Regions from separate parts of the Homo sapiens genome. Here region 2 is linked to region 1. A link is a loop called in an ENCODE intact Hi-C map of the cell type or tissue named here. Cell type or tissue: endothelial cell of umbilical vein. All regions are shown on one strand. Links, peaks and the distances in the headings refer to the core of each region. The heading gives the core; the rest is flanking DNA.

Region 1 (15,703 bases), core at 3,149-11,148:
ATTGTATCCCATTCTTTCACCTTTTAGAAAATGCTCTGAAGATCTTCCAGAAAGATCTATCACATATTTACAAGAAGCTGAAGTTTTTGGCAGTGTTCATTGGTTTGGTGTGGTGTCAAGGATGAAAACAATACTTTATAAAATGGGTGTGTTGTGAGTGAGAGGATAAAGATGATATAGAAAAAACACCGTGCAGGTGAGTTGATACCTAATTTTTATTGCCTGCACATTGGGAAGCAGTGAAGGAGTTATTTCAGGATCAACTTGATACATTTTCAGTCAACACAGATGTGGGGAGCATTGAAGAGGACTTTTAAAGGGAATCTTGAGTTTTTTAGATGCCACATATAAGTAAGATCATGCAGTATTTGTCTTTCTTTGCCTGCCTTATTTCAGTTAGCATAATGTCTACCAGGTTCTCCGTGTTGTTACAAATGGCAGGACCTCCCTCTTTTTGAAGCCCGAATAATATACCATTGTGTATATATATCACATTTACTCTATCCATTCATCCATTAATGGGCACATAAGTTGATTCCATTTCTTGTCCATCATAAATAATGCTGCAGTGAATGTGGAAGCACTGATATTTCTACAAAGTGCTGATTTCCTTTTGTTTGGGTATATATACCCAGCATAGGGATTGCCTGGTCATATAGTAGTTCTAGTTTTAATTTTTTGAGGAAAATCTATGTTTTTTTTCATAACGGCTATACCAATTTACATTCACACCAATAGTGTCTAAGGGTTCTCTGTTCTCCATATTCTCTCCAACACTTATTCCTTGACTTTTTTATAATGGCCATCCTAACAGGGGTGAAGTGATAATCTCATTGTGGTTTTGATTTGCAGTTCCCTGAAGACTAGTGATACTGAGTACCTTTTCATATAACTGTTGGCCATTCATATGCCCTCTTTGGAAAAATGTCTACTTCATTCCTTTGCCCATTTTTAAATTGAATTATTGAGGGTTTTTTGCTATTGAGGTGTGTGAGTCCCTTATATGTTTGGATATTAACCCTTTGTTAGATATATGGTTTGCAAATATTTTCTCCCTGTCTGCAGGCTGCCTTTTCATTTTGTTATTTCTTTCGCTATGCAGAATCTTTTTAGTTTGATGTAATCCTACTTGTTTATTTTTGCTTTTGTCACTGTGCTTTTGGGGTGATGGCCAAAAGTCATTTCCAAGACCAGTATCAAAGAGCTCTTCCCATGTTTTCTTCTAGGAGTTTTAAATAAAAACAGAGAGTAGAACAGTGGTTACCAGGGGTAAGGAGGGGGAGGAAATAGAGGTATGTCAAAGGGTACAAATTTGCAGTTAAATTGGATGATAAGTCTAGAGCTCTAAAATACAGTATGGAGACTATGGTTAATAATATTGTATTGTATACTGAAAATTTGCTAACAGAATAGATTTTAGGTGCTCTTAGCACACATAGGTAACTATGGAAAGTGATGAATATTTACATTTGTTTGACTGTAGTAGTTATTTCACTGTGTATATGTACATCCAAGCACCATGTTGTACCCATTAAATATATAAATAAATAAGAATCTTGATATAAATTTTGAGCCGTGGAAAGAGAATTTATACCAGTGGCAAGGTGGCCCTGGAAGTAGAATGAACTATGCCTGGAAAAGCTTGAAGTTTAAAGTTAGAGGTGACCATTTAGTAAAAGGTCTCTAGAGGTACACCAAATATACATTTTGTCCTAATAGCAGATGGCCAAGTATTAAAGCATAGTATTTTCTCAAAGTAGAAGATGAGGTTTACAATAGTATCATGAAATGCACTGCAGGAAGAAAATTAGAAGTTTCACCCAAAATAGTTTAATAATTATTACAAATATATTATGAAAGTTTAATATTCAAATTTTAAAAGTTTTATATTCTCATGCAGAAACAGGAATTTATTAGCACTGCCAGCTGCTTGATTGCTTTTATGATTGCTATACCACTTATTTACGATACTCTATAAACCCTCACTTTCAACTGAGGTGAGAGGAAGAGCTAGCTATTCAGCTGTGGCTTCATTTTTCCTTAATAATTTCTTTATTTCTTTATACATATTATAATAATGTATTATATTCAGATTGATGACAATTTATCATGATTGTGACATATGATTTGGAAGTTTTTCCTTTGTCAAATTTTGAGGTGATAATATTTGACATTCTCTTTTCCATTCTGCTTTGATGAATCCCTGTAGAACTAGTTTCTAAAAGCATAGTAGCCTAAATTAAGTAAAATACAGCTATTAGAGCTCATTATGTTTAATACAATGAATGCCAGCATATAAAAAATTCTGTAAAAGTTATCACTTTGATATCTAATCTATTACTCTGTGTCGTATAATTAATTTTTAACAAGCAACACTTTTATTGATACATACATTAGCCAGGGTTCTCCAGAGGGACAGAACTAATAGGATATATGTATATCTGGAAGGGAGTTTACATATGCCTAATGTTCCATTATTGGAATGCTAAGCATGTGGGAGTTATTTATATCCTTGAGCACAAGGTCATCACCAAGGTCTGATTTTTCACACAAAAAAATTGCAACCTCAGGCATAAATGGGTTAAGTAGAATTGACTCACATGATCACAAGGCAAAGTCTCACGATAGGCCGTCTGCAAGCTGGGGAAGAAAGACATCAGTAGTGGTTCAGTCTGAGTCCAAAAGCCTCAAAAGCAGGGAAGCCAATAGTGCAGCCTTCAGTCTGTGGCTGAAGGCCTGAGAGACCCTGGCAAACCACTGGTGTTAAGTCCAAGAGTCCAAAGGCCAAAGAACCTGGAATCTAATGTCCAAGGGCAGGAGGAATGGAAGGAAGCATCCAGCAGGGGAGAAAGATGAAAGCCAGAAGGCTCAGCAAGCCAGCTTATATCCCACCTTCTTCCGCCTGCTGTGTTCTAGCCATTCTGGCAGCCAGATTGGATGGTGCCCACCCACATTGAGAGTGTGTCTCCCTCTCCCAGTCCACTGACTCAAATGTCAGTCTCCTCTGGCAATACCTTTATAGACACACCCAGAAACAATACTTTACCAGCTATCTAGGCATCCTTCAATCCAATCCAGTTGACACCAAATATTAACCATCACAATACATAACAATTATACATATTTATGGGATACATGTGATATTTTGATACATGCATACAATGTGTAATCGTCAAATCAGGGTATTTAGGATATCCCTCACCTCAAACATTTATCATTTCTTTGGGTTGGGAACATTTTAAATCTTCTCTTTTAGCTATTTTGAAATATACAAGAAATTATTGTTAAGTGTTCTCACCCTACTGTGCTATGGAACACTAGAACTTATTCCTTCTGTCTAACTGTGTATTTGTGCCCATTAACCAACCTCCCTATATTCTTCTCCCGGACCTTTTCCAATGTGTAGTAACTATTGTTCTACTCTCTACTTCCATGAGTTCAACTTCTTAGTTTCCACCTATGAGTGAGAACATGCAACATTTATCTTTCTGTGCCTGGCTCATTTCACTTCACATAATGAACACCAGTTCCATTCAGTGTTGCTGTAAAGGACAGGATTTCATTCTTTTTATGGCTGAATAATATTCCATTGTGTACATATAGCACATATACCACATATTCTTTTTTTTTTTTTTTTTTTCAGGTGGAGTTTTGCTCTTGTTGCCCAGGCTGCAGTGCAATGGCAATGGCGCAATCTCGGCTCACCACAACCTCTGCCTCCTGGGTTTAAGCAATTCTCCTGCCTCAGCCTCCCGAGTTGCTGGGATTACAGGTATGTGCCACCACGCCAGGCTAATTTTTGTATTTTTTAGTAGAGACAGGGTTTCTCCATGTTGACTGGTCTCGAACTCCTGACCTCAGGTGATCCACCAGTCTTGTCATCCCAAAGTGCTGGGATTACAGGTGTGAGCCACTGTGCCCGGCCACCACATATTATTTATTCATTTATTCATCTGTTGGTGGTCTCTTAGGTTGATTCTATCTCTTTGCTATCATGAACAGTGCTGTAATAAATATGGAGGTGCCAGTATCCCTTTGATATACTGATTTCCTTTCTTTTGGATAAATACCCAGTAGTGGGATTGCTGTATCATATGGTAGCTCTATTTTTAATTTTTTAAGAAACCTTTATAATGTTTTTTATAATGGCTATACTAATTTACATTTCCAACAGCAGTGTATAAGAGTTCCCTTTTCAACCAGGCACGGTGGCTCACGCCTGTAATCACAGCACTTTTGGAGGCCCAGGCGGGTGGATAATGAGGTCAGGAGATCAAGACTGTCTTGGCCAACATGGTGAACCCCTATCTCTACTAAAATACAAAAAATTAGCTGGGTGTGGTGGTGCATCTTTGTAATCCCAGCTACTTGGGAGGCTGAGACAGGAGAATCGCTTGAACCCAGAAGGCGGAGGTTGCAGTGAGCTGAGATTGTGCCACTGCACTCCAGCCTGTCAACAGAGCAAGACTCCATCTAAAAAAAAAAAAAAAAAGAGTTCCCTTTTCTCTGCATCCTTGCCAACATCTGTTATTTTTTGACTTTTTAATAATAGTCATTTAAAGTGGGTGAGATAATATCTCATTGTGGTTTTGATTTGCATTTCTCTGATGCTTAGTGGTGTTGAGCATTTGTTCATATAACTGCTGGCCATTTGTATGTCTTTTTTTTTTTTTTTTTTTTTTGAGATGGAGTCTCACTTTGTCACCCAGGCTGGAGTGCAGTGGCGCAATCTTGGCTTACTGCAACCTCCACTTTCTGGGTTCAAGTGATTCTCCTGCCTCAGCCTCCCAAGTAGCTGGGATTACAGGTGCCCACCACCACGCCCAGCTAATTTTTGTATTTTTAGTAGAGACGGGTTTCACCATGTTGGCCAGGCTGGTCTCGAACTCCTAGCCTCAGGTGATCCGCCCACCTTGGCCTCCCAAAGTGCTGAGATTACAGGCGTGAGCCACCATGCCTGGTCCATTTGTATGTCTTCTTTTGATAAGTACTTATTCAGATCTTTTGCCTATTTCTTAATGGGATTATTTCAGGAGGTTTTGCTGTTCTTTGTATTTGTGTTCTTTGTATTGATGTTTTTGTGTTTTCTGGATACTAGTCCTCTGTTGGATGAATAATATTATCTCTCATTCTACAAGTTGTCTCTTCACTCCGTTGATTTTTTCTTTTGCTGTGTAGAAGCTTTTTAGTTAGATTAAATCCCATTTGTCTATTTTTGTTTTTGCTGCCTGTACTTTGAGGTTCTTTGAGGTTACAAATTCTTTGCCTAGGCCAATATCCAGGAGACTTTTCCCTAGATTTTCTTTTAGTATTTTTATAGATTTTGGTCTTACATTTAAGTCTTTAATCCATTTTGAGTTGATTCTTTAATATGGTGAGAGATAGGTATTCAGTTTCATTCTTCTGCATGTGGCAATCCAGTTTACCCAGCACCATTTAGTAAAGAGGATGTCTTTTCCCCAGTGTAAATTCTTGTCAGCTTTGTCAAAGATGAGTTAGCTGCAAATATGTGGCTTTATTTCTGGGTTCTCTATTCTCTTCCACAGGTCTATTTTTATACCAACACCATGCTGTTTTTGTTACTATAGCCTTGTATTATATTTTGAAATCAGATAACATGATGCCTCAAGCTTTGTTCTTTTTGCTCAGGATTGCTTTGGCTACTAGGGCTCTTTTTTAGTTCCATGTGAATTTTAGATTGTTGTTGCTATTTCTGTGAAGAATATCACTGATATTTATTGCTCGGGTTTCACTGAATCTTTAGATTACTTTGTGCAGTATGGTGATTTTGACAATATTAATTCTTCCAATTCATGAGCTTGGGATGTTTTTCCAATTCTTTGTGTCATCAATTTCTTCCATCAATGTGTTTTGTAATTTTTCTTATAGATGTCTTTCACCTCCTTAGTTACATTTATTCCTAGGTATTTTATTTTTTTGTTGCAATTGTAAATGGTTTCTTGACTTCCTTTTCAGCTAGTTTGATATTGTTGTATAGAAATGCTACAGGTATTTGTATGTTGACATGTACAATTATTTAATTTTATTAGATGTTTGTTGGCAGAAAAATTATGTTTTTCTTAATGTTCTCTAAATAATGCACTATTGATATTTATATTAACTGTGAAACAATTTTCCTATTATTTAAATATTAAAAAGTTTTTTTGCACATACAATAAATAGCTTTAACAGTCATCATTAATCATAGTAGTGTACATATAGGACATATTTATAGTAATACAAATATCATATATTTATTCATCAACTGACAGAATCTTAATATAAAGCACATAAGGAGACTTCTCACTCTGTGCCACATCTAGAATATATACTTAGATTCTTTGAAAAGGTTCACTAGTAACTCTAAATCTGAAGGGCTTTTTCTTTTTTTTTAGACGGAGTCTCTCTCTTGTCGCTCAGGCTGGAGTGCAGTGACGTGATCTCAGCTCACTGCAACCTCCACCTCTTGGGTTCAAGCAATTCTCCTGCCTCAGCCTCCTGAGTAGCTGGGATTACGGGCACTCGCCACCATGCCCAACTAATTTTTGTACTTTTAGTAGAGACAGGGTTTTGCCATGTTGTCCAGGCTGGTCTTAAACTCCTGATCTCAGGTGATCTGCCCGTCTCGGCCTCCGAAAGTGCTGGGATTACAGGTGTGAGCCACCGTGCCTGGCCTAAATGACATTTTTAATGTCATTGTTATTCTGATTAGAAGTGATTAGATATGACAGTCAGGAATGTCAGAAATTACATTGCAAGGGAAGTAGGGGGAGACTGATGAACAGAAGTTGGTTAAGGGATACAAAAATACGATTGATAGAAGGAGTAATTTCTGGTATTTGATAGTTAGCTATAATTTATTGTATATTTCCAAATAGCTAGAAGAGAACTGTAATGTTTTCAACACAAAGATAAATGTTTAAGGTGATAGATATCCCAATTACAATGATTGAATAATTACACATTATATACATGTGTCAAAATATTACATGCACCCCCAAATGTGTACAACCATAGTATAGCAATAAAAAATTAAAAATTAGATCTGGAAAGAGGGGAGGAGCAAGATAGTTGAATAGACATCTCCACTGATTGTCCCTCCTACAGAAGCACCAAATTTAACACTATCTACACAATAAAAGCATCTTCGTGAGAACCAAAAACTAGGTGAACACTCACAGTACCTGGTTTTAACTTCCTACTGCTGACAGAGGCACCAAAGACAATAGGAAAGACAGTCTTGAATTGCTGACACCACTACCCCATACCCTGGCAGTGGCCACATGAGGCAGAGAGAGAATCTGTGTGCTTGGGAGAGGGAGAATGCAGCAACTGTGAGACTTTGCATTGACCTCAGTGCTCCCCTGTCACAGCGAAAAGCAAAATAAGGCTGAACTCAGCAGATGCCCACCTATAGAGGAAGCAGTTTGAGGAGCCCTCACCAGATGGGAATCACCCATCCCAGTAGTTGGAATTTGAGTTCCAGCAAGCTTTGCCACCACAGGCTAAAGTGCTTTGAGGCCTAAATAAACTTGAAATGTAATCTGGGCCACAAGGACTGCAACTCCAAGGCAAGTCCTAGTTCTGAGCTGGGCTCAGAGCCCGTGGAACTGGGGGGCATGTGACCTACTGGGACATCAGCCAGGGCAGCCAGGGCTTGTGCTACCCCTCCCCAAACCTCAGACAGCACAGCTCGTGGCTCCAAAAGAGACCTCTTGCTTTTGCTTGAGGAGAAGAAGGGCAAGAGTAATAAGGACTTTGTCTTGCATCTTGGATACAAGTTCAGCTACAGTAAGATAGGGTACCAGTCAGAATTGTGAAGCCCCCACTCGAGGCTCTAGCTCCTGGATGACATTTCTAGACATACCCTGGGCCAGAAGGGAAACTGCTGCCTTGAAGAGAAGGACCCAGTTCCAGCAGTACCTCATCACCTGCTGACTAAAGAGGCTTGGGCCCTGAATAATCAGTAGTGAGACCCAGGTAGTACACTCTGGGCCTTGGGTAAGATTCTGAGACATGCTGGCTTCAAGTGAGACCCAGCACATTCCCAGTTGTTGTGGCTATGGAATGACTCCTCCTGCTGGAGAAAAGCAGAAGGAAAAGTAAAGGGGACTTTGTCTTGTACCTTACATACCAGCTCAACCACAGGGGCAAACCATCAAGCAGGCTCTTGGGGGTCCCTATTTCCAGGCCTTGGCTCTTGGATGGCATTTCTGGACATTCCCTGGACCAGAGTGGAGCCCACTTCCCTGAAAAGTGAGTCCCAGGCCTGGCGGCATTCACCACAAGCTAACTGAAGAGTCCTTGTGCCTTTAGTGAACATTGGTGGTAGCCTGGCAGGACTCACTGTGGGCCTGTGGTGGTGGTAGCCGTGGAATGAAGCTCCTCTGCCTATGGAAAGGGGAGAGAAGAATGGGAAGGACTGGGTCTTGTGGTTTGAGTGTCAGCTCAGCTGCAGGACAATAGAATACCAAGTAGATTCCTAAGGTTTTCAACTCCAGTCCCTGACTCCTAGATGCCATCTCTATACCTACCAAGGGTGTCGAAAACTTGCTTCCCTGAAGAGAAGGACACAAGCCTGGCTGGAGTCATCACCTGCTGATTGTAGAGCCCTAGAGCCTTCACCAAACATAGGCAGTAGAAAGGTAGTCATTACAGTGAGCCTTGGGCGAGACCTAGTGCTGTGATGGCTTCAGGCCTGACCCAGCACAGTAGTGATGGTGGCCATGGAGGTGCTTGTGTCACCTTAATCCCAGCTCCAGACAGCTCAGCATGGAAAGAGAGAGGCCCTGTTTGTTTGGGAGAAAATAAGAAAAGAGAACAGGTAATCCAGAGAATCTTCCAGATCTTATCCAAGACCACCAAGGTGGTACCTCTATGAGTCTGCAATAACTACAGTATTAGTGGATTTGGGGTCCCCCTTAATGCAGACATGGCTTAGGTTACACCACCCAAGTCCTTTTGAATATCTCAAAAGCCTTCCCAAGGACAGGCACAAACAAGCCCAGAATGCAAAGACTTCAATAAATACCTAACTCTTCAATTTCCAGAAATTGGCAAACATCCACAAGCATCCAGACCATCCATGAAAACATGGTTTTACAAAATGAACTAAGTAAGTTACCAGGGACTGATTCTGGAGAAACAGAGATATGTGACCTTTCAGGAAAAGTTTTCAAAATACCTGTTTTGAGGAATCCCAAAGAAATTACAGAAAACACAAAGAAGGAATTCAGAATTCTGTCAGATAAATTTAACCAAGATATAGAAATAATTAAAAAGAATTAGGAAGAAATTCTGGAGTTGAAAAATGCAGTTGACAATGAAGAATGTATCAGAATCTTTTAACAGAAGAATAGATCAAGCAAAAGAAAGAATTAGTGAGCTTGCAGACAGCCTACTTGAAAATACACAGTCAGAGGAGAAAAAGAATAACAAAAAGCAAAGCACACCTACAAGATCTAGAAAATAGCTTCAAAAGGGCAAATCTGAGAGTTATTGGCCTTAAGAGGTAGAGAAAGAGATAAGAGTAGGACATTTATTCAAAGGGATAAGAATAGAGAAATTTTCAAGCCTAGAGAAACGTATTAATATCAAAGTACAAAAAAGTTATAGAACACCAAGCAGATTTAACTCAAAGAAGACTATCTCAAGGCATTTAATAATCAAACTCCCAAAGGTCAAGGATAAAGAAAGGAACCTAAAAGCTGCAAGAGGAAAGAAACAAATGATATACAGTGGAGCTCCAATATGTCTGGCAGCAGACTTTTCAGTGAAAACCTTACAGGCCAGAAGAGAGTGGCATGACATATTTAAAGTGCTGAAGGAAAACAACTTTTACCCTAGAATAGTATATCTGGCAAAAGTATCCTTCAAACATGAAGAGATGTAAAGACTTTCCCAGAGAAACAAAAGCTGAGGGATTTCATCAACACCAGGCCTGTCCTATAAGAAATGCTAAAGGGAACACTTCATCCAGAAAGAAAGGGACATTATGAATAGTAAGAAACCATCTGAAAGCACAAAACTCACTGGTAGTAGTAAGTACACAGAAAAACACAGTATGATAACACTGTAACTGTGGTATGTAAACAAGTCTTATCTTAAGTAGAAGACTAAAAGATGAACCAATCAAAAATAATAACTACAACTTTTCAATACGTAGTGCAATAAGATATAAATAGAGACAACACGAAGTTAAAAAGCAGGGCACAAAGTTAAAAAACAGAGTTTCTATTAGTTTTCTTTTTGCTTGTTTATTTATGCAAACAGTGTTAAGATGTTATCAACTTAAAATAATGGGATATAAGACAGTATTTGCAAGCCTCATGGCAACCTATAATAAAAAAAATACAATGTATACACCAAAAATAAAAAGCAGGAAATTACATCATACCACCAGAGAAAATCATCTTCACTAAAAGGAAGACAGAAAAGAAGGAAAAAAGAAAGAGAAGTCCACAAAACAACCAGAAAACAAATTTTTTAAAAGGCAGAAGTAAGTCCTTACTTATCAATAATAATATTGAATGTAAATGGACTAAACTCTCCAGTAAAAAGACAGAGTATCAGAATGGATGAAAAAAAGAGGATTCGATGATCTGTTGCACACAAGAAACCCATTTCACCTAAAAAGACACATATAGACTGAAAATAAGGGGATGGAAAAAGATATTCTGTGGTGATGGAAACCAAAAAAGAGCAAGAGTAGCTATACTCATATCAGACAAAATAGATTGCAAGACAAAAACATGGAATGCAGCAAAAGTATTAAGAGGAAAGTTTATAACAATAAGTGGCCCCACCCCCACCCAAATCTCATCTTCAATTGTAGTTTCCATAATTCCCATATGTCATGGGAGGGACACAGCAAGAGGTAATTTAATGATGGGGGCAGTTCCCCCATGCTGTTCTCATGATAGTGAGTTCTCACAAGATCTGATGGTTTTATAAGGGGATTTTCCCCCTTTGCTCAGCACTTTTTCCTGCTGCCATGTAAAGAAGGGTGTATCTACATCCCCTTCTGCCGTGATTGTAAGTTTCCTGAGGCCTCCCCAGCCATGCTAAACTGTGAGTCAATTAAAACTCTTTTCTTTATAAATTACCCAGTCTTGGGTGTGTCTTTATTAACAGCGTGAGAATGGACCAATACAGTAAATTGGTACCTCAGATAGTGGGTTGCTCCTATAAAGATACCCAAAAATGTGGAAGTGACTTTGGAACTGTGTAACAGGCAGATGTTGGAACAATTTGGAAGGCTCAGAAAAAGACAGGAAAATGTGGGAAAGTTTGGAACTTCCAAGAGGCTTGGAGAGGTCAGAAGACAGGAAGATGTGGGAAAGCTTGGAACTTCCTAGAGACTTGTTGAATGGCTTTGCCCAAAATGCTGATACTGATATGGACAATGAAGTCTAGGCTGAGGTAGTCTCAGATGGAGATGAGGAACTTGTTGGGAACTGGAGCAAAGGTGACTCTTGTTATGTGTTAGCAAACAGACTGGCAGCATTTTGCCCCTGCCCCAAAGATCTGTGGAACTTTGAATTTGAGAGAGATGATTTAGGGTATCTGGCAGAAGAAATTTCTAAGGAGCAAGGCATTCAAGAGGAAGCAGAGCATAAAAGTTTGGAAAATTTGCAGCCTGACAATGCAATAGGAAAAAAAAACAAAAAACAAAACGACATTTTCTGGGGAGAAATTCAAGCCAGCTGCAGACATTTGCTTAAGTAATGAGAAGCCAAATGTTAATCACCAAGACAATGGTAGAAATGTCTCCAGGGCATGTCAGAGACCTTCACAGAGAGGGAAAAATGGTTTTCTGGGCTGGGTGCAGAGCCCCTCTGATCTGTGCAGCTTTGGGACATGGGGCACTGCGTCCAAACTTCTTCAGCTCCAGCTGTGGCTGAAAGGAGCCAATGTACAGCTTGGGCCATTGCTTCAGAGGGTGCAAGCCCCAAGCCTTGGCAACTTCCACGTGGTTGTTGAGCCTGTAGGTGCACAGAAGTCAAGAATTGAGGTTTGGGAACCTTCACCTAGATTTCAGAGGTTGTATGGAAACCACCTAGATGTCCAGGCAGAAGTTTGCTACAGGGCAGAGCACTCATGGAAAACCTCTACTAGGGCACTGTGGAAGGGAAATGTGTGGTTGGAGCCCCTACACAGAGTCCCCACTGGGGCACTGCATAGTAGAGCTGTGAGAAGAGGGCCATTGTTCTCCAGACCCCAGAATAGTAGATCCACTGACAGATTGTGCTATGTGCCTGGAAAAGCCACAGGCACTCAACACCAGCCCATCAAAGCAACAAGGAGGGGAGCTGTACCCTGCAAAGCCACAGGAGTGGAGCTGCCCAAGGCCATGGGAGCCCACCTCTTGCATCAGCATGACCTGAATGTGAGATATAGAGTTAAAAGAGGTCATTTTGGAACTTTAAGGTTTAATGACTTCCCTATTGGATTTCAGACTTGTGTGGGGCCTATAACCCCTTGGTTTTAGCCAATTTCTTCTGTTTGAAATGGATGTATTTATCCAGTGCCTGTACCCCATTGTATCAAGGAAGTAACTAACTTGCTTTCGATTTTACAGGTTCATAGTTGGAAGAGACTTGCATTGTCTCAGATGAGACTTTGGACTTGGACTTTTGGGTTAATGATGGAATGAGCTAAGACTTTGGGGGACTGTTGGAAAAGCATGATTGTGTTTTGAAATGTGAGGACATGAGACTTGGGAGGGGACAGAGGCAGAATAATATGGTTTGGCTGTGTCCCCACCCAAATTCCATCTTGAATTGTAGTTCCCATAATTCTCACATGTGGTGGGAGGGACCCAGTGGGAGGTAATTTAATCATGGGGGCAGTTCCTCCATGCTGTTCTTATGATAGTGAGTGAGTTCTCACGAGATCTGATAGCTTTATAAGGGGCTTTTACCCCTTTGCTCAGGACTTCTCCTTCCTGCCACCATGCGAAGAAGGATGTGTTTGCTTCCCCTTCCACCATAATTGTAAGTTTCTTGAGGCCTCCCTGGCTATTCTGAACTGTGAGTCAATTAAACCTCTTTCCTTTATAAATTACCTAGTCTCAGATGTGTCTTTATTAACAGCATGAGAATGGACTAATACAAAGATCTAATACTAATTCTACTTTCAAACCATTCCAAAAAATAGAGGAGAAGGCAATACTTCTACACTTATTTTCTGAGTCCAGTATTACCCCGATTCCAAAACCAGACAAGGACACATCAAAAAAAGAAAACTACAGGCCAATATCTCTGCTGAACATTGATCCAAAAATCCTCAACAGAATATAAGCAAACTGAATCCAACAACACATTAAAAAGAATATTCATCATGACCACTGAAATTTATTCAGGGATGCAAGAATGGTTCAACATATGCAAATCAATCAATGTGATACATCATATCAACAGAATTAAGAATAAAAACCATATGAACATTTCAACTGGTGCTGATAAAATTCAACATCACTTCTTGATAAAAACCTTCAAAAAACTGGGTGTAGAAACAACATACTCCAATGCAGTGAAAGCTGACATATGACAGACACATAGCTAGTACCATACTAAAAGGGAAAAAACTGAAAGCCTTTCCTCTAAGATTTGGAACAGGAGAAGGATGCCCACTTTCACCACTGTAATTCATCATAGTACTGGAAGTCCTAGCTAGAGCAATCAAACAGGAGAAATAAATAAAGGGGATTCAAATTGGAAAGGAAGGAGTCAACTTGTTGTTTGCAGATGATATGATCTTATATTTGGTAAAATCTAAAGCCTCCACCAAAAAACCATTAAAACTGATAAACAAATTCAGTAAAGTTGTAGGATACAAAATCAACATACAAAAATCAGTAGCATTTTTATATGCCAACAGCAAACATTCTGAAAAAGAAATCAAGAAAGTAACCTCATTTACAATAGCTACAAATAAATACCTAGGAATTAAACTGAACCAAAGAAGTGAAGATCTCTACAATGAAAACTATGAAACATTGATGAAAGAAATGGAAGAAGACACCAAAAATTGGAAAGATATTCCATGTTTATGGATTAGAAGAATCAATATTGTTTAAATGTCTACACTACCCAAAGAAATTGACAAATTCAATGCAATCTCTATCAAAATACCAATGACATTCTTAACAGAAATAGAAAAAAATCCTAAAGTTTATATGGAACCACAAAAGAACCAGAAGAGCCAAAGCCATCCTGAGCAAAAAGAACAAAACAGCAGGCATCACATTACCTGACTTCAAATTATACTACAGAGCTATAGTAACCAAAACTGCATGGTGGTGGCATAAAAACAGACACATAGACCGATGGAATAGAATCGAGAACTAGGAAATAAATCTATACATCTACAGTGAACTCACTTTTAATAAAGGTGCCAAGAATATACATTAGGATAAAACCAGTCTTAAAAAATGTTGCTGGGCAACTCAATATCCACTTGCAGAAGAATGAAACTAGACCCCTGTCTCTCACCATATTAAAAAATCAAATCAAAATGGATTAAAAACTTAAATCTAAAACTTCAAACTATTAAACTACTAGAAGAAAACACTGCAAAAACTTCAGGACATTGGAGTGAGCAAAGATTTCTTGAGTAATACCCCAGAAGCGCAGGCAACCAAAGCAAAATGGACAAATGGGATCACATTACATTAAAAAGCTTTTGTACAGCAGAGAAGACAATCAACAAAGTGAAGAGACAACCCACAGAATGGGAGAAAATATTTGCAAATTACCCATCCGACAAGGGATTAATAAGCTGAATATATAAGGAGCTCAAACAACTCTATAGGAAAAAATCAAATAATCTGAGTTAAAAAGGGCAAAAGATCTGAATAGAGATTTCTTAAAAGGAGACCTACAAATGGCAAACAGTATATGAAAAAGTGCTTAATATCATTATCAGAGAAATGCAAATCAAAACTACAATGAAATATCATCTCATCCCAGCTAAAATGGCTTTTATCTGAAAATCAGCCAATAACAAATGCTGGCTAGGATGTGGAGAAAAGGAAACCTTCGTATGCTGTTGATGAGAATGTAAATTAGCACAACCACTACGAAGAACAACTTGGAGGTTCCTCAGAAATTTAAAAATAGAGCTACCATACCATCCAGCAACACCCTGCTGGGCACATACCCAAAAGAAAAGAAATCAGTCTCTCTAAAGAATGAGATCCTGTTATTTGCACAGCAACATGGATGGAACTGAAGGTCACTATATTAAGTGAAATAAGACAGCACAGAAAGACAAATGTTGCATGTTCTCACTTATTTCTGGGAGCTGAAAATTAAAACAATTGAACTCATGGAGATAGAGAGTAGAAGGATGGTTACCAGAGCCTGAGAAGGGTAGTGGGGGTGGGAGTGGGAAATGGGGATGGTTTATGGGTACAAAAATATTGTTAGAAAGAATGAATAAGACCTAGTATTTTCTAGCACAACAAGGTGACTATAGTCAAAAATAATTTAATTGTATATTTTAAAAATAACTAAAAGAGTATAATTGGATTGTTTGTAACACAAAGGATAAATGCTTGTGGTGATGAATATCCCATTTACCCTGATGCAATTATTACTTGCTGTATGCCTGTATCAAAATATCCCATGTAACCCATAAATATATACACCTACTATGTACCCACAAAAATTAAAAATTAAAAAAAATTTAAATGAAATAA
Region 2 (15,703 bases), core at 4,735-12,734, 56 kb after region 1:
GTCACTTCTCCCCAAATTGATCTACAGAGTCAAAGCATTCTAATCCAAATCCCAGTAGATATTTATATAGAAATTGACAAGCTATTTCTAAAATGTACATGGATATGCCGAAGACCTAGAAAACCAAAACATTTTGCAAAAAAAAAAAAAAAAAAGCTGAAGAACTCACACTTCTGATTTGAAGGCTTATTATAAAGCCACAATAGTCAAGACATTTTGAAACTGGCATAGGAATGGACATATAGGTCAATGGAAAAAATAGACTAGAGAAATACACCAATACGTAAATGGTTACTTGGTTATAGATGAATTGCAATGGTAATTCCATAAAAAAGGGTAGTCTTTTCCACAAATGATGCCAGAACACTTGGATGTCCATATAAGAGGGAAAAAAGATTCTTGACTCTTACTTTTCACCACATACAAAAATTAATTCAAATGGCTCATGGACATAAATGTAAAACTAGACAATTTTGGGACCTCTAGTTTAAGTGAGATACTATTCATTCATTGCTCTCTGTATTCCAGGGTCTATCTTTGTTATAAAATTAGATATCCAGTATACACCTGCCTGGATCTCAATAGCTGAATGTTTTACAAAAATATAAATGCTGACTGATGCTTTACTATATCAGTTTTACTTTTTTTTCTGTTCTTTTTTTTATTATTATACTTTAAGTTTTAGGGTACATGTGCACAACATGCAGGTTAGTTACATATGTATACATGTGCCATGTTGGTGTGCTGCACCCAGTAACTCGTCATTTAACATTAGGTATATCTCCAGATGCTATCCCTCCCCCCTCCCCCCACCCCACAACAGGCGCCGGTGTGTGATGTTCCCCTTCCTGTGTCCATGTGTTCTCATTGTTCAATTCTCACCTATGAGTGAGAACATGCAGTGTTTGGTTTTTTGTCCTTGTGATAGTTTGCTGAGAATGATGGTTTCCAGCTTCATCCATGTCCCTACAAAGGACATGAACTCATTCTTTTTTGTGGCTGCATAGTATACCATGGTGTATATGTGCCACATTTGCTTAATCCAGTCTATCATTGTTGGACATTTGAGTTGTTTCCAAGTCTTTGCTATTGTGAATAGTGCCGCAATAAACATACGTGTGCATGTGTCTTTATAGCAGCATGATTTATAATCCTTTGGGTATATACCCAGTAATGGGATTGCTGGGTCAAATGGTATTTCTACTTGTAGATCCCTGAGGAATCGCCACACTGACTTCCACAATGGTTGAACTAGTTTACAGTTCCACCAACAGTGTAAAAGTGTTCCTATTTCTCCACATCCTCTCCAGCACCTGTTGTTTCCTGATTTTTTAATGATCGCCATTCTAACTGGTGTGAGATGGTATCTCATTGTGGTTTTGATTTGCATTTCTCTGATGGCCAATGATGGTGAGCATTTTTTCATGTGTCTTTTGGCTGCATAAATATCTTCTTTTGAGAAGTGTCTGTTGATATCCTTCGCCCACTTTTTGATGGGGTTGTTTGTTTTTTTCTTGCAAATTTGTTTGAGTTCATTGTAGATTCTGGATATTAGCCCTTTGTCAGATGAGTAGATTGCAAAAATTTTCTCCCATTCTGTAGGTTGCCTGTTCACTCTGATGGTAGTTTCTTTTGCTGTGCAGATGCTCTTTAGTTTAATTAGATCCCATTTGTCAATTTTGGCTTTTGTTGCCATTGCTTTTGGTGTTTTCAACATGAAGTCCTTGCCCATGCCTATGTCCTGAATGGTATTGCCTAGGTTTTCTTCTAGGGTTTTTATTGTTTTCATCTTTAACATTTAAGTCTTTAATACATCTTGAATTAATTTTTGTATAAGGTGTGAGGAAGGGATCCAGTTTCAGCTTTCTACATATGGCTAGCCAGTTTAGTTTTCCCAGCACCATTTATTAAATAGGGAATCGTTTCCCCATTGCTTGTTTTTGTCAGGTTTGTCAAAGATCAGATGGTTGTAGATATGCGGCATTATTTCTGAGGGCTCTGTTCTGTTCCATTGGTCTGTATCTCTGTTTTGGTACCAGTACCATGCTGTTTTGGTTACTGTAGCCTTGTAGTATAGTTTGAAGTCAGGTAGCATGATGCCTCCAGCTTTGTTCTTTTGGCTTAGGATTGACTTGTCAATGCAGGCTCTTTTTTGGTTCCATATGAACTTTAAAGTAGTTTTTTCCAATTCTGTAAAGAAAGTCATTGGTAGCTTGATGGGGATGGCATTGAATCTATAAATTACCTTGGGCAATATGGCCGTTTTCATGATATTGATTCTTCCTACCCATGAGCATGGAATGTTCTTCCATTTGTTTGTATCCTCTTTTATTTCATTGAGCAGTGGTTTGTAGTTCTCCTTGAAGAGGTCCTTCACTTCCCTTGTAAGTTGGATTCCTAGGTATTTTATTCTCTTTGAAGCAATTGTGAATGGGAGTTCACTCATGATTTGGCTCTCTGTTTGTCTATTATTGGTGTATAAGAATGCTTGTGATTTTTGTACATTGATTTTGTATCCTGAGATTTTGCTGAAGTTGCCTGTCAGCTTAAGGAGATTTGGGGCTGAAACGATGGGGTTTTCTAGATATACAATCATGTCATCTGCAAACAGGGACAATTTGACTTCCTCTTTTCTTAATTGAATACCTTTTATTTCCTTCTCCTGCCTGATTGCCCTGGCCAGAACTTCCAACACTATGGTGAATAGGAGTGGTGAGAGAGGACATCCCTGTCTTGTGCCAATTTTCAAAGGGAATGCTTCCAGTTTTTGCCCATTTAGTATGATATTGGCTGTGCGTTTGTCATAGATAGCTCTTATTATTTTGAGATACGTCCCATCAATACCTAATTTATTGAGAGTTTTTAGCATGAAGGGCTGCTGAATTTTGTCAAAGGCCTTTTCTGCATCTATTGAGATAGTCATATGGTTTTTGTCATTGGTTCTGTTTATATGCTGGATTACATTTATTGATTTGCATATACTGAATCAGCCTTGCATCCCAGGGATGAAGCCCACTTGATCATGTTGGATAAGCTTTTTGATGTGCTGCTGGATTCGGTTTGCCAGTATTTTATTGAGGATTTTTGCATCCATGTTCATCAGGGATATTGGTCTAAAATTCTCTTTTTTTGTTGTGTCTGCCAGGCTTTGGTATCAGGATAATGCTGGCCTCATAAAATGAGTGAGGGAGGATTCCCTCTTTTTCTATTGATTGGAATAGTTTCAGAAGGAATGGTACCAGTTCCTCCTTGTACATCTGGTAGAATTCGGCTGTGAATCCGTCTGGTCCTGGACTTTTTTTGGTTGGTAAGCTATTAATTATTGCCTCAATTTCAGAGCCTGTTATTGGTCTATTCAGAGATTCAACTTCTTCCTGGTTTAGTCTTGGGAGGGTGCATGTGTCAAGGAATTTATCCATTTCTTCTAGATTTTCTAGTTTATTTGCGTAGAGGTGGTTATAGTATTCTCTGATGGTAGTTTGTATTTCTGTGGGATTGGTGGTGATATCCCCTTTATCATTTCTTATTGTGTCTATTTGATTCTTCTCTCTTTTCCTCTTTATTAGTCTTGCTAGTGGTCTATCAATTTTGTTGATCTTTTCAAAAAACCAGCTCCTGGATTCATTGATTTTTTGAAGGGTTTTTTGTGTCTCTATTTCCTTCAGTTCTGCTCTGATCTTAGTTATTTCTTGCCTTCTGCTAGCTTTTGAATGTGTTTGCTCTTGTTTCTCTAGTTCTTTTAATTGTGATGTTAGGGTGTCAATTTTAGATCTTTCCTGCTTTCTCTTGTGGGCATTTAGTGCTATAAATTTCCCTCTACACACTGCTTTGAATGTGTCCCAGAGATTCTGGTATGTTGTGTCTTTGTTCTCGTCGGTTTCAAAGAACATCTTTATTTCTGCCTTCATTTCTTTATGTACCCAGTAGTCCTTCAGGAGCAGGTTGTTCAGTTTCCATGTAGTTGAGCGGTTTTGAGTGAGTTTCTTAATCCTGAGTTCTAGTCTGATTGCACTGTGGTCTGAGAGACAGTTTGTTATAATTTCTGTTCTTTTACATTTGCTGAGGAGAGCTTTACTTCCAACTATGTGGTCAATTTTGGAATAAGTGCGGTGTGGTGCTGAGAAGAATGTATATTCTGTTGATTTGGGGTGGAGAGTTCTGTAGATGTCTATTAGGTCCTCTTGGTGCAGAGCTGAGTTCAATTCCTGGATATCCTTGTTAACTTTCTGTCTCGTTGATCTGTCTAATGTTGACAGTGGGGTGTTAAAGTCTCCCGTTATTATGGTGTGGGAGTCTAAGTCTCTTTCTAGGTCTCTAAGGACTTGCTTTATGAATCTGGGTGCTCCTGTATTGGGTGCATGTATATTTAGGATAGTTAGCTCTTCTCGTTGAATTGATCCCTTTACCATTATGTAATGGCCTTCTTTGTCTCTTTTGATCTTTGCTGGTTTAAAGTCTGTTTTATCAGAGACTGGGATTGCAACACCTGCCTTTTTTTGTTTTCCATTTGCTTGGTAGATCTTCCTCCATCCCTTTATTTTGAGCCTATGTGTCTCTGCATGTGAGATGGGTTTCCTGAATACAGCACACTGATGGGTCTTGACTGTTTGTCCAATTTGCCAGTCTGTGTCTTTTAATTGGAGCATTTAGCCCATTTACATTTAAGGTTAATATTGTTATGTGTGGATTTGATCCTGTCATTATGATGTTAGCTGGTTATTTTGCTCATTAGTTGATGCAGTTTCTTCCTAGCCTCGATGGTCTCTACCATTTGGCATGTTTTTGCAGTGGCTGGTACCGGTTGTTCCTTTCCATGTTTAGTGCTTCCTTCAGCAGCTCTTTTAGGGCAGGCCTGGTGCTCTTTTAGGGCAGGCCTGAGAGACAAAATCTCTCAGCATTTGCTTGTCAGTAAAGTATTTTGTTTCTCCTTCACTTATGAAGCTTAGTTTGGCTGGATATGAAATTCTGGGTTGAAAATTCTTTTCTTTAAGAATGTTGAATATTGGCCCCCACTCTCTTCTGGCTTGTAGAGTTTCTGCCAAGAGATCAGCTGTTAGTCTGATGGGCTTCCCTTTGAGGGTAACCCAACCTTTCTCTCTGGCTGCCCTTAACATTTTTTCCTTCATTTCAACTTTGGTGAATCTGACAATTATGTGTCTTGGAGTTGCTCTTCTCGAGGAGTATCTTTGTGGCGTTCTCTGTATTTCCTGAATTTGAATGTTGGCCTGCCTTGCTAGATTGGGGAAGTTCTCCTGGATAATATCCTGCAGAGTGTTTTCCAACTTGGTTCCATTCTCCCTGTCACTTTCAGGTACACCAGTCAGACATAGATTTGGTCTTTTCACATAGTCCCATATTTCTTGGAGGCTTTGTTCATTTCTTTTTATTCTTTTTTCTCTAAACTTCTCTTCTCACTTCATTTCATTCATTTGATCTTCCATCACTGATACCCTTTCTTCCAGTTGATTGAATCAGCTACTGAGGCTTCTGCATTCATCACGTAGTTCTTGTGCCTTGGTTTTCAGCTCCATCAGGTCCTTTAAGGATTTCTCTGCATTGATTATTCTAGTCAGCCATTCGTCTAATTTTTTTTCAAGGTTTTTAACTTCTTTGTCATGGGTTCGATCTTCCTCCTTTAGTTCAGAGTAGTTTGATCATCTGAAGCCTTCTTCTCTCAACTCGTCAAAGTCATTCTCTGTCCAGCTTTGTTCCATTGCTGGTGAGGAGCTGCGTTCCTTTGGAGGAGGAGAGGCACTCTGATTTTTAGAGTTTCCAGTTTTTCTGCTCTGTTTTTTCCCCATCTTTGTGGTTTTATCTACCTTTGGTCTTTGATGATGGTGACAAACAGATGGGGTTTTGGTGTGGATGTCCTTTCTGTTTGTTAGTTTTCCTTCTAACAGTCAGGACCCTCAGCTGCAGGTCTGTTGGAGTTTGCTGGAGGTCCACTCCAGACCCTGTTTACCTGGGTATCAGCAGCAGAGGCTGCAGAACAGCAGATATTGGTGAACAGCAAATGTTGCTGCCTGATGATTCCTCTGGAAGTTTTGTCTCAGAGGAGTACCCAGCCATGTGAGGTGTCAGTCTGCCCCTTCTCGGGGGTGCCTCCCACTTAGGCTACTCAGGGGTCAGGGACCTACTTGAGGAGGCAGTCTGTCCGTTCTCAAATCTCCAGTGTGTGCTGGGAGAACCACTGCTCTCTTCAAAGCTGTCAGACAGGGACATTTAAGTCTGCAGAGGATTCTGCTGCCTTTTGTTTGGCAATACCCTGCCCCCAGAGGTGAAGTCTACAGAGGCAGGCAGGCCTCCTTGAGCTGTGGTGGGCTCCACCCAGTTCAAGCTTCCTGGCTGCTTTGTTTACCTACTCAAGCCTCGGCAATGGTGGGTGCCCCTCCCCCAGCCTCGCTGCCACCTTGCAGTTTGATCTCAGACTGCTGTGCTAGCTATGAGCGAGGCTCCGTGGGCATAGGACCCTCTGAGCCAGGCACAGGATATAATCTCCTGGTGTGCCATTTGCTAAGACCATTGGAAAAGCTCAGTATTAGGGTGGGAGTGACCTGATTTTCCAGGTGCCGTCTGTCACTCCTTTCTTTGACTAGGAAAGGGAATTCCCTGACCCCTTGCGCTTCCCGGGTGAGGCAATGCCTCGCCCTGCTTCGGCTCATGCTCGGTGCGCTGTACCCACTGTCCTGCACCCACTTTCCGACACTCCCCAGTGAGATGAACCCGGTACCTCTGTTGGAAATGCAGAAATCATCCATCTTCTGCGTCACTCACGCTGGGAGCTGTAGACTGGAGCTGTTCCTATTCGGCCATCTTGGCTCCACCCCCCAACATGTCTCATCATCTCAGTTTTATAGGGGATTGATATATTTAGCTTTTTGAAGAACTTATCAACTGAAGTTAAAGGCATTATATATTATGTTATTCACTGTCCCTTGTAAAATAACTCATGCAAGAAAATTGCTTTCTATTTTCAAAACAAGAAAAAATGTTTCTCCTGTAAGCAGAACTGATATGTTTATTTTTGTCAAACAATGTAAATATGTGATACATTATAGTTCCCATTTTAATTTGACTCAAAATAAACTCAATTACAATTACTGTATAAATTTAAATTTAGGGAAATTTATCTCTCTTACATGACTTTGATTTTCCATTTTTATTTTAGCACATTTAAGTTATAAATATTGTTACAAACTAATATATTTAAACTTTTTGAAATTATTAAGCTTCTACTGGGTACTGAGGTAGACATAAAAAATGGAAAAATAAAATTTGGAAAAATTTTTTTCAGTATAAATATCCATTATTGGTTATATATTAATATTTACAATGAGGAAGAATTTATCATATCTTTAAACTTAAAATTATCAGTGTCTAGAAAATTGATAATTTGGTAAAAGTCTTGTGAACACAGGACTGATAGCTATTCACAGGGCTATTTCTGGATTGGAAACCTTTATTCTTTTTCTGAACCTTAATTTCCCACATTACAAAATGGCAGCTCAACCCATAGTCACCATTCACATATAATTTTTCATCTGAAAGTTTCTAGTTAAGCAGCTTCCTTTTTCCTAGGCTCTTTTTTTAAGCCTGGAGAGAGATTGAATCACATACTTACAGTTTGTTTCCCTATAGTCAGAGAAGAATATTTGGCAGCAGAAATTTTGTAATTGACCTTCTGCTGGACTGTATTAGTACCAAGTTAGTATTTCACATAATTTCATGTACTGTTTGCCCATGATATAATTATTAAGCACATCCTGTATACACACCTCTGAGGCAAATACAAAGATAAACTAGTCATAATAGAAGGAAAAACAAGTCACCTAAAAGCAGTTGATGAATGCGATGACTCTGCCTTCTAGAAATAGGAACAATTGTTTCAAGAAAGAATGTAAATGCTTTAAAGTTGACAATACAAAAGTAACGTTGTAGCAGAAACAGGGTGCTAGGTGGAGGGAGAAGTGGAGTTCCACAGGAAAATAGAAGCAGTAATCTTCTTTGTTGCACGATAGAAATTCAAGTTAATAAATAAGCAGGCAGGAGACTGGAGAATCATTCTCCAGAGAAACTGGGCAGAACAGAAGAGATACCAGTAAAAACTGATATTTGGGTATCCCTCTGAATTTGTTAGGGCATAGGCTAAGCTGCTATAACAAACACACTTCAAACACAACGGCTAACAAGGCAGAAGTTTATCTCTTTTTCATATGACAGTCCAGAGATGGAAGTGCATTCAGAACAGTCACGAGCTCTGACCCAAGTTGACAAGGTCATCCAAGGGCCAAATGCTTTCCCTTTCATTACTCTAGCATCCGCAGGAACTGTCCTCAGAATGGCAGAGGCTGACTCACCATCACTCTTGCCAGCACTTCAGCTCACCGCGGGGGGAAAGAGGAAGCGGAAAGCAAGTGGGGCCGGGCGCAGTGGCTCACGCCTGTAATCCCAGCACTTTGGGAGGCCGAGGCGGGTGGATCACAAGGTCAGGAGTTCAAGACCAGCCTGGCCAAGATGGTGAAACCCCATCTCTACTAAAAATACAAAAAAATTAGCCGGGCGTGGTGGTGGGCGCCTGTAATCCCAGCCACTCGGGAGGCTGAGGCAGAGAACTGCTTGAATCCGGGAGGCAGAGGTTTCAGTGAGTCAAGATCGCGCCACTGCACTCCAGCCTGGGCGACACAGCGAGACTCGTCTCAAAAAAAAAAAAGAAAAAAGAAAAGAAAAGAAAGCAAGTGACTTCTTTCCTAAGAAAGTAACTAGGAAGTTGTGCACATTGGGAGGTTACTCCGAGGGAGCATCTAACAGAGCAGCGGATACCCTGCTGATATTCAAAGGGGTGAGGGTAGTTGTATTACCTAAACAAGTAGGGGAAATGGATACTGGGAAGCAATCAGCAGTTTCTGCTACAACTGCCAATAAGAAAAAAGTAGTTCACTGCCCAATCTCACCATGTACATAGAACTTAAATAATCAGTGATATGGGTCTCACTCTTTAAAATGAATATATAACCTAGAACCATCATCAACAGAAGTTTGCAGAGAGCAGAATAGAACTTCCATAGAAACTATTATTAATATCCTCTGAGAAATATAGGTAGGCACTGTATCCATAAAAAACAGAATACTTTTTTAAATGAAGGGAATATTTTTGAAAATGGTTAAAATACAAAATCAAGAAATGATCCCCAAAGAATGTGGGGAAGGGATGAGACAGAGATGATGTATGGGAAAAAGAGAGAAAATTTAAGAAAATTACTAGATTGACAAAAAGGATCAATATCTGACCAGTAAGATTTCTCTAAAAATAAGAGAAAAATATAAAGAAGACAAAAAAAACTATACCAACAACATTTCTCAGAATAAAATATGAGTTTCCCTACAGAAAAACAAGGATAAAAACATCCTATATGATCAAGAATTAAAATGGTTCTGGCTTTTCTACTATAATATTGGAAACTGTAATACAAAAAAAGATACTGTTTAAAAGTTCTAAAAGAAAATTTTTTTAACCCAATTTTCTACACTCAGCCAAATTATCAACCAAGTGTGAGAATAAAGACAGTTTCAAATATGTTGGAGCTCAAAATTTTACTTCCTGTGCATCATTTCTTAGGTGGCTCCTGGAGGGTGTGTTCCAGTACAATGAATGAATAAGTCAAGAAAGAGGAGAACTTGAGTCCAAGAAGCAAAGACAGGGCAAGGAGGTGAGCCTACAGACTTGGGGGCATCCATTGTATATTATAGTGTGTAGCAGACCCTGTCAATGTCCTGTTAATATCATTAGGGCCCTGCCACTTCAGCACACTCTGGACAACTTCCAACTTCCCCAAATCTGCTTCATTTAGACCAGGCTCTTACCAGAACCATTGACAGCTACTCTGCCTTCTTACAGAGAAGGCCAGAAATGCTAAGATATTAATACCTCCCAGAAGCAGACCTCAAATCGTGAAAGCTATTATATCAATTTAATTTTACAATTGTATTAGAGGCAATGAAAAACACAATGTTTCAGGGATCTGGCAAAGGGAAGTGAGAGATATGAGTAGGGAGAGAGTGGAAGACTAGAACAACTTGTCAACAGATAGGACCACACAGAAAAGGCAACTGTAGAAGAGACCATCTTTTCCCTACCTTTGTGCCCTTGGCCTACTCTGGAGGTTGCTATAGACAGCCCATTAGGAGCCACTGGCTACCCATGTCTGTCTGCCTAACCATGATCCCCATCCTCTGAGCCTGCTCAACGAACCAATAGTGTGGATCCCTCATGTCTGGGAGCCATTGCTGCTAGAGCAAGACTTCACCAGTGAGGGAAGAGAATAGGTAGATATATACCCAGGTCTTCATCCTGAGGAGAACAACTCAGAGTTGAGTGTGCCACCAGCTCTCAGCGGGTTCTCAGCATGCTTGAGCCCCTCTTAGCAGTACGAGAACCTCCTCAACAATGTTTCCTCTTTTGCTTTCCTTCCTTTCCCATCTTACTGCCCATCAGTACTTTCTGAGACCCCCTTCCAAGGAAACCAGTTGCTCACAAATCCTTGTCTCAGGGGAACCCGAAATAAATATCAACAACAAAAAAAATTCCTAGCAGATGGAGCAGGCAATGGCTTTCAAGACCATAAACAGACAGCTTCAATGTTAAGTGGGCTTCTCTAACAGTTCAAGCCCCTCTGTTATAGCTGAGGTTCAATGATAGCCTGTCATACACCATTGCCTCCATGGAGTGTGTTTGCAGAAATCAAGTCAAAGAGGCTGGTATTCCCCCATGGAGTTCTATGTACAGAGAGAGAAGAGACAGCCAGAGAAGCTGAGATAAGAATGAGAAAGAGACTTCACAGGAAGCAACAGTCAGAAAAAGTGATGACTCGAAGGAATAGACGCCAGAGTACTGAGAGACATAAGGATTGATACAGGGTTTCTCCTCACGTGTATGACAGTTGCTCAAGCCATTTTAATATTAAGGAACAGTGACTAAATCAGATGGAAGCCTTGGGAATATGCTTAGGACTGACATGTGGGCTTCATCTTTGTGGAGTCCTGAGAAGATAGGTTAGCAACAATGAGGAGGGGGCCCTGGGGTGGGGAAGAGCAATTCTTCTGAGAAATTCTAGCCACAAACCACTATCTGGCACAACATCCTATTCCCAAATACCTCATTCCACACATAGCCCCTCCAGCATGACCCTGTAGAACTTCTCTCCAGCCCCTGCCTCTTGGCAGACAGCCTTCTCTCAGCTGCACTGCCCATTGCTCTTTTTTTTTTTTCATATATACATTATTTATATCCAGTGGTGTGCTACAGTCAGCATATACCAGCTCACAGAAAGCCAATTTTCAAATGTTTAGGAATCCTGCAAACTCATTGGCATCACATACATTAAAATCAGCCATTCTCTAGTATGGATACAAAACAATTTGCTTATCCATTCACCTGTCGTTGCATATTTAGTTTTTTTGTTTTTATTATTATTATTATTATTATTATTATTATTATTATTATACTATAAGTTCTAGGGTACATGTGCACAATGTGCAGGTTTGATACATAGGTATACATGTACCATGTTGGTTCACTGCACCCATCAACTTATCGATTACATTAGCTATTTCTCCTAATGCTATCCCTCCCCCAGGCCCCCACCCCCCAACAGGCCCCAGTGTGTGATGTTCCCCACCCTGTATCCAAGTGATCTCATTGTTCAATTCCCACCTATGAGTGAGAACATGCAGTGTTTGGTTTTCTGTCCTTGTGATAGTTTGCTCAAAACGATGCTTTCCAGCTTCATCCATGTCCCTGCAAAGGACATGAACTCATCCTTTTTTACGGCTGCATAGTATTCCATGGTGTATGTATGCCACAGTTTCTTAATCCAGTCTATCACTGATGGACATTTGGATTGGTTCCAAGTCTTTGCTATTGTGAATAGTGCCGCAATAAACATACATGTGCATGTGTCTTTATAGTAGCATGATTTATAATCCTCTGGGTATATACCCAGTAATGGGATTACTGAGTCAAATGGTAATTCTAGTTCTAGATCCTTGAGGAATTGCCACACTGTCTTCCACAATGGTTGAACTAATTCACACTCCCACCAACAGTGTAAAAACATTCCTAGTTCTCCACATTCTCTCCAGCATCTGTTGTTTCCTGACTTTTTAATGATTGCCTTTCTAGCTGGCGTGAGATGGTATCTCATTGTGGTTTTGATTTGCATTTCTCTGATGACCAGTGATGATGAGCATTTTTTCATCTGTCTGTTGGCTGCATAGATGTCTTCTTTTGAGAAGTATCTGTTCATATCCTTTGCCCACTTTTTGATGGGGTTGTTTGCTTTTTTCTTGTAAATTTGTTTTAGTTCTTTGTAGATTTTGGATATTAGCCCTTTGTCAGAAGCGTAGATTGCAAAAATTTTCTTCCATTCTGTAGGTTGTCTGTTCACTCTGATGGTAGTTTCTTTTGCTGTGCAGAAGCTCTTTAGTTTAATTAGATCCCTTTTGTCTATTTTGGCTTTTGTTGCCATTGCTTTTGGTGTTTTAGTCGTGAAGTCCTTGTCTATGCCTATGTCCTGAATGGTATTGCCTTGGTTTTCTTCTAGGGTTTTTATGGTTTTAGCTCTACCATTTAAGTCTTTAATCCATCTTGAATTAATTTTTGTATCAGGTGTAAGGAAGGGATCCAGTTTCAGCTTTCTACATATGGCTAGCCAGTTTAGTTTTCCCAGAACCATTTATTAAATAGGGAATCCTTTCCCCATTTCTTGTTTTTGTCAGGTTTGTCAAAGGTCATATGGTTGTAGATGTGTGGTGTTATTTCTGAGGGCTCTGTTCTGTTCCATTGGTCTATATATCTCTTTTGATACCAGTACCATGCTGTTTTGGTTACTGTAGCCTTGTAGTATAGTTTGAAGTCAGGTAGCGTGATGCCTCCAGCTTTGTTCTTTTGGCTTAGGATTGTCTGGGCAATGCGGGCTCTTTTTTGGTTCTATATGAAATTTAAAGTAGTTTTTTTTTTTCCAATTCTGTGAAGAAAATCATTGGTAGCTTGATGGGGATGGCATTGAATCTATAAATTACTTTGGGCAGTATGGTCATTTTCACAATATTGATTCTTCCTATCCATGAGCATGGAATATTCTTCCATTTGTTTGTGTCCTCTTTTATTTAGTTGAGCAGTGGTTTGTAGTTCTCCTTGAAGAGGTCCTTTACATCCCTTGTAAGTTGGATTCCTAGGTATTTTATTCTCTTTGTAGCAATTGTGAATGGGAGTTCACTCATGATTTGGCTCTCTGTCTGTTAATGGTGTATAGAAATGCTTGTGATTTTTACACATTGATTTTGTATCCTGAGACATTGCTGAATTTGCTTATCAGCTTAAGGAGATTTGGGGCTGAGACAATGGGGTTTTCTAAATATACAATTGTGTCATCTGCAAACAGGGACAATTTGACTTCCTCATTTCCTAATTGAATACCCTTTATTTCTTTCTCTTGCCTGATTGCCCTGGCCAGAACTTCCAACACTATGTTGAATAGGAGTGGTGAGAGAGGGCATCCTTTTCTTGTGCCGGTTTTCAAAGGGAATGCTTCCAGTTTTTGCCCATTCAGTATGATATTGGCTGTGGGTTTGTCATAGAGAGCTTTTATTATTTTGAGATACCTTCCATCAATACCTAGTTTATTGAGAGTTTTTAGCATGAAAGCCTGTTGAATTTTGTTGAAGGTCTTTTCTGCATCTATTGAGATAATCATGTGGTTTTTGTCATTAGTTCTATTTATGTGATGGATTATGTTTATTGATTTGAATGTGTTGAACCAGCCTTGCATCCCAGGGATGAAGCCAACTTGATTGTGGTGGATAAGCTTTTTGATGTGCTGCTGGATTTGGTTTGCCAGTATTTTATTGAGGATTTTTGCATCCATGTTCATCAGGGATATTGGTCTAAAATTCTCTTTTTTTGTTGTGTCTCTGCCAGGCTTTGGTATCAGGATGATGCTGGTCTTATAAAATGAGTTAGGGAGGATTCCCTCTTTTTCTATTGATTGGAATAGTTTCTGAAGGAATGGTACCAACTTCTCTTTGTACCTCTGGTAGAATTCAGCTGTGAATCCATCTGGTCCTGGTCCAGGCTCAATTTCAGAGCCTGTTATTTGTCTATTCAGATATTCAGCTTCTTCCTGGTTTAGTCTTGGGAGAGTGTATGTGTCCAGAAATTTATCCATTTCTTCTAGATTTTGTAGTTTATTTGCATAGAGATGTTTATAGTATTCTCTGATGGTAATTTGTATTTCTGTGGGATCGGTGGTGATATCCCCTTTATCATTTTTTATTGCGTCTATTTGATTCTTCTCTCCTTTCTTCTTTATTAGTCTTACTAGTGGTGTATCAATTTTGTTGATCTTTTCAAAAAACCAGCTCCTGGATTCATTGATTTTTTTGAAGGGTTCTTGTGTCTCTATGTCTTTGAGTTTGCTCTGCTCTTAATTATGTCTTGCCTTCTGTTAGCTTTTGAATTTATTTGCTCTTGTTTCTGTAGTTCTTTTAACTGTGATGTTAGAGTGTCACTTTTAGATCTTTCCTGCTTTCTCTTGTGGGCTTTTAGTGCTATAAATTTCCCTCTACACACTGCTTTAAATGTGTCCCAGAGATTCTGATATGTTGTGTCTTTGTTCTCATTGGTTTCGAAGAACATCTTTATTTCTGCCTTCATTTCTTTATGTACCCAGTAGTCATTCAGGAGCAGGTTGTTCAGTTTCCATGTAGTTGTGCAGTTTTGAGTGAGTTTCTTAATCCTGAGATCTAGTTTGACCGCACTGTGGTCTGAGAGACAGTTTGTAGTGATTTCTGTTCTTTTACATTTGCTGAGGAGTGCTTTACTTCCAATTATGTGGTGAATTTTAGAATAAGTGTGATGTGGTGCTGAGAAGAAGGTATATTCTGTTGCTTTGGGGTGGAGAGTTCTGTAGATGTCTATTAGGTCTACTTGTTGTGGAGCTGAGTTCAAATCCTTGTTAACCTTCTGTCTCATTGATCTAATATTGACAGTGGGGTGTTAAAGTCTCCCTTTATTATTGTGTGGGAATCTATGTCTCTTTGTAGGTTTCTAAGGACTTGCTTTATGAATCTGGGTGCTCCTGTATTGGGGGCATGTATATTTAGGATAGTTAGCTCTTATTGTTGAATTGATCCATTTACCATTATGTAATGGCCTTCTTTGTCTCTTTTGATCTTTGTTGGTTTAAAGTCTGTTTTATCAGAGACTAGGATTGCAACCGCTGCCTTTTTTTTTTTTTTTTTTTTTTTTTGCTTTCCATTTTCTTGGTAGATCTTTCTCCATCCCTTTATTTTGAGCCTATGTGCATCTTTGCATATGAGATGGGTCTCCTGAATACAGCACACTGATGGGTCTTGACTCCTTATCCAGTTTTCCAGTCTGTGTCTTTTAATTGGGGCATTTAGCCCATTTACATTTAAGGTTAATATTGCTATGTATGAATTTGATTGTGTCATTATGATGGTCACTGGTTATTTTGCCTGTTAATTGATACAGTTTCTTCATAGCATTGATGGTCTCTACCATTTGGCATGTTTTTGCAGTGGCTGGTACTGGTTGTTTCTTTCCATGTTTAGTGCTTCCTTCAGGAGCTCTTGTAAGGCAGGCCTAGTGGTGACAAAATCTTTCAGCATTTGCTTGTCTGTAAAG

What was found. A loop is a pair of places that touch in the nucleus more often than their neighbours do. Peaks named below come from ENCODE experiments on the same cell type or tissue, not always from the same donor. Only the 100,000 strongest peaks of a DNase experiment are listed, where the experiment ranks them.
Region 2: it touches region 1 in a loop (5-fold over the local background); 5 of 110 quality-filtered maps call a loop at or near these places.

Annotation. Positions count from the first base shown.
Region 1 is chr1:207,251,934-207,267,636 of GRCh38, reverse strand. The region is part of intron 2 of LINC02942 (long intergenic non-protein coding RNA 2942); the gene reads right to left. The region is part of intron 1 of LOC107985251 (a long non-coding RNA gene); the gene reads left to right. Among named protein-coding and RNA genes, the nearest start is that of LINC02942, 20 kb to the right of the region's middle. In endothelial cell of umbilical vein, for the core only: a CTCF peak has its summit at 8,060; a DNase peak (open chromatin) is centred at 8,046.
Region 2 is chr1:207,197,860-207,213,562 of GRCh38, reverse strand. The region is part of intron 1 of LOC107985251 (a long non-coding RNA gene); the gene reads left to right. Among named protein-coding and RNA genes, the nearest start is that of LINC02942, 34 kb to the left of the region's middle. In endothelial cell of umbilical vein, for the core only: no CTCF peak of the experiment used is centred there; DNase peaks (open chromatin) are centred at 7,752 and 8,302; H3K27ac peaks cover 1,387 bases.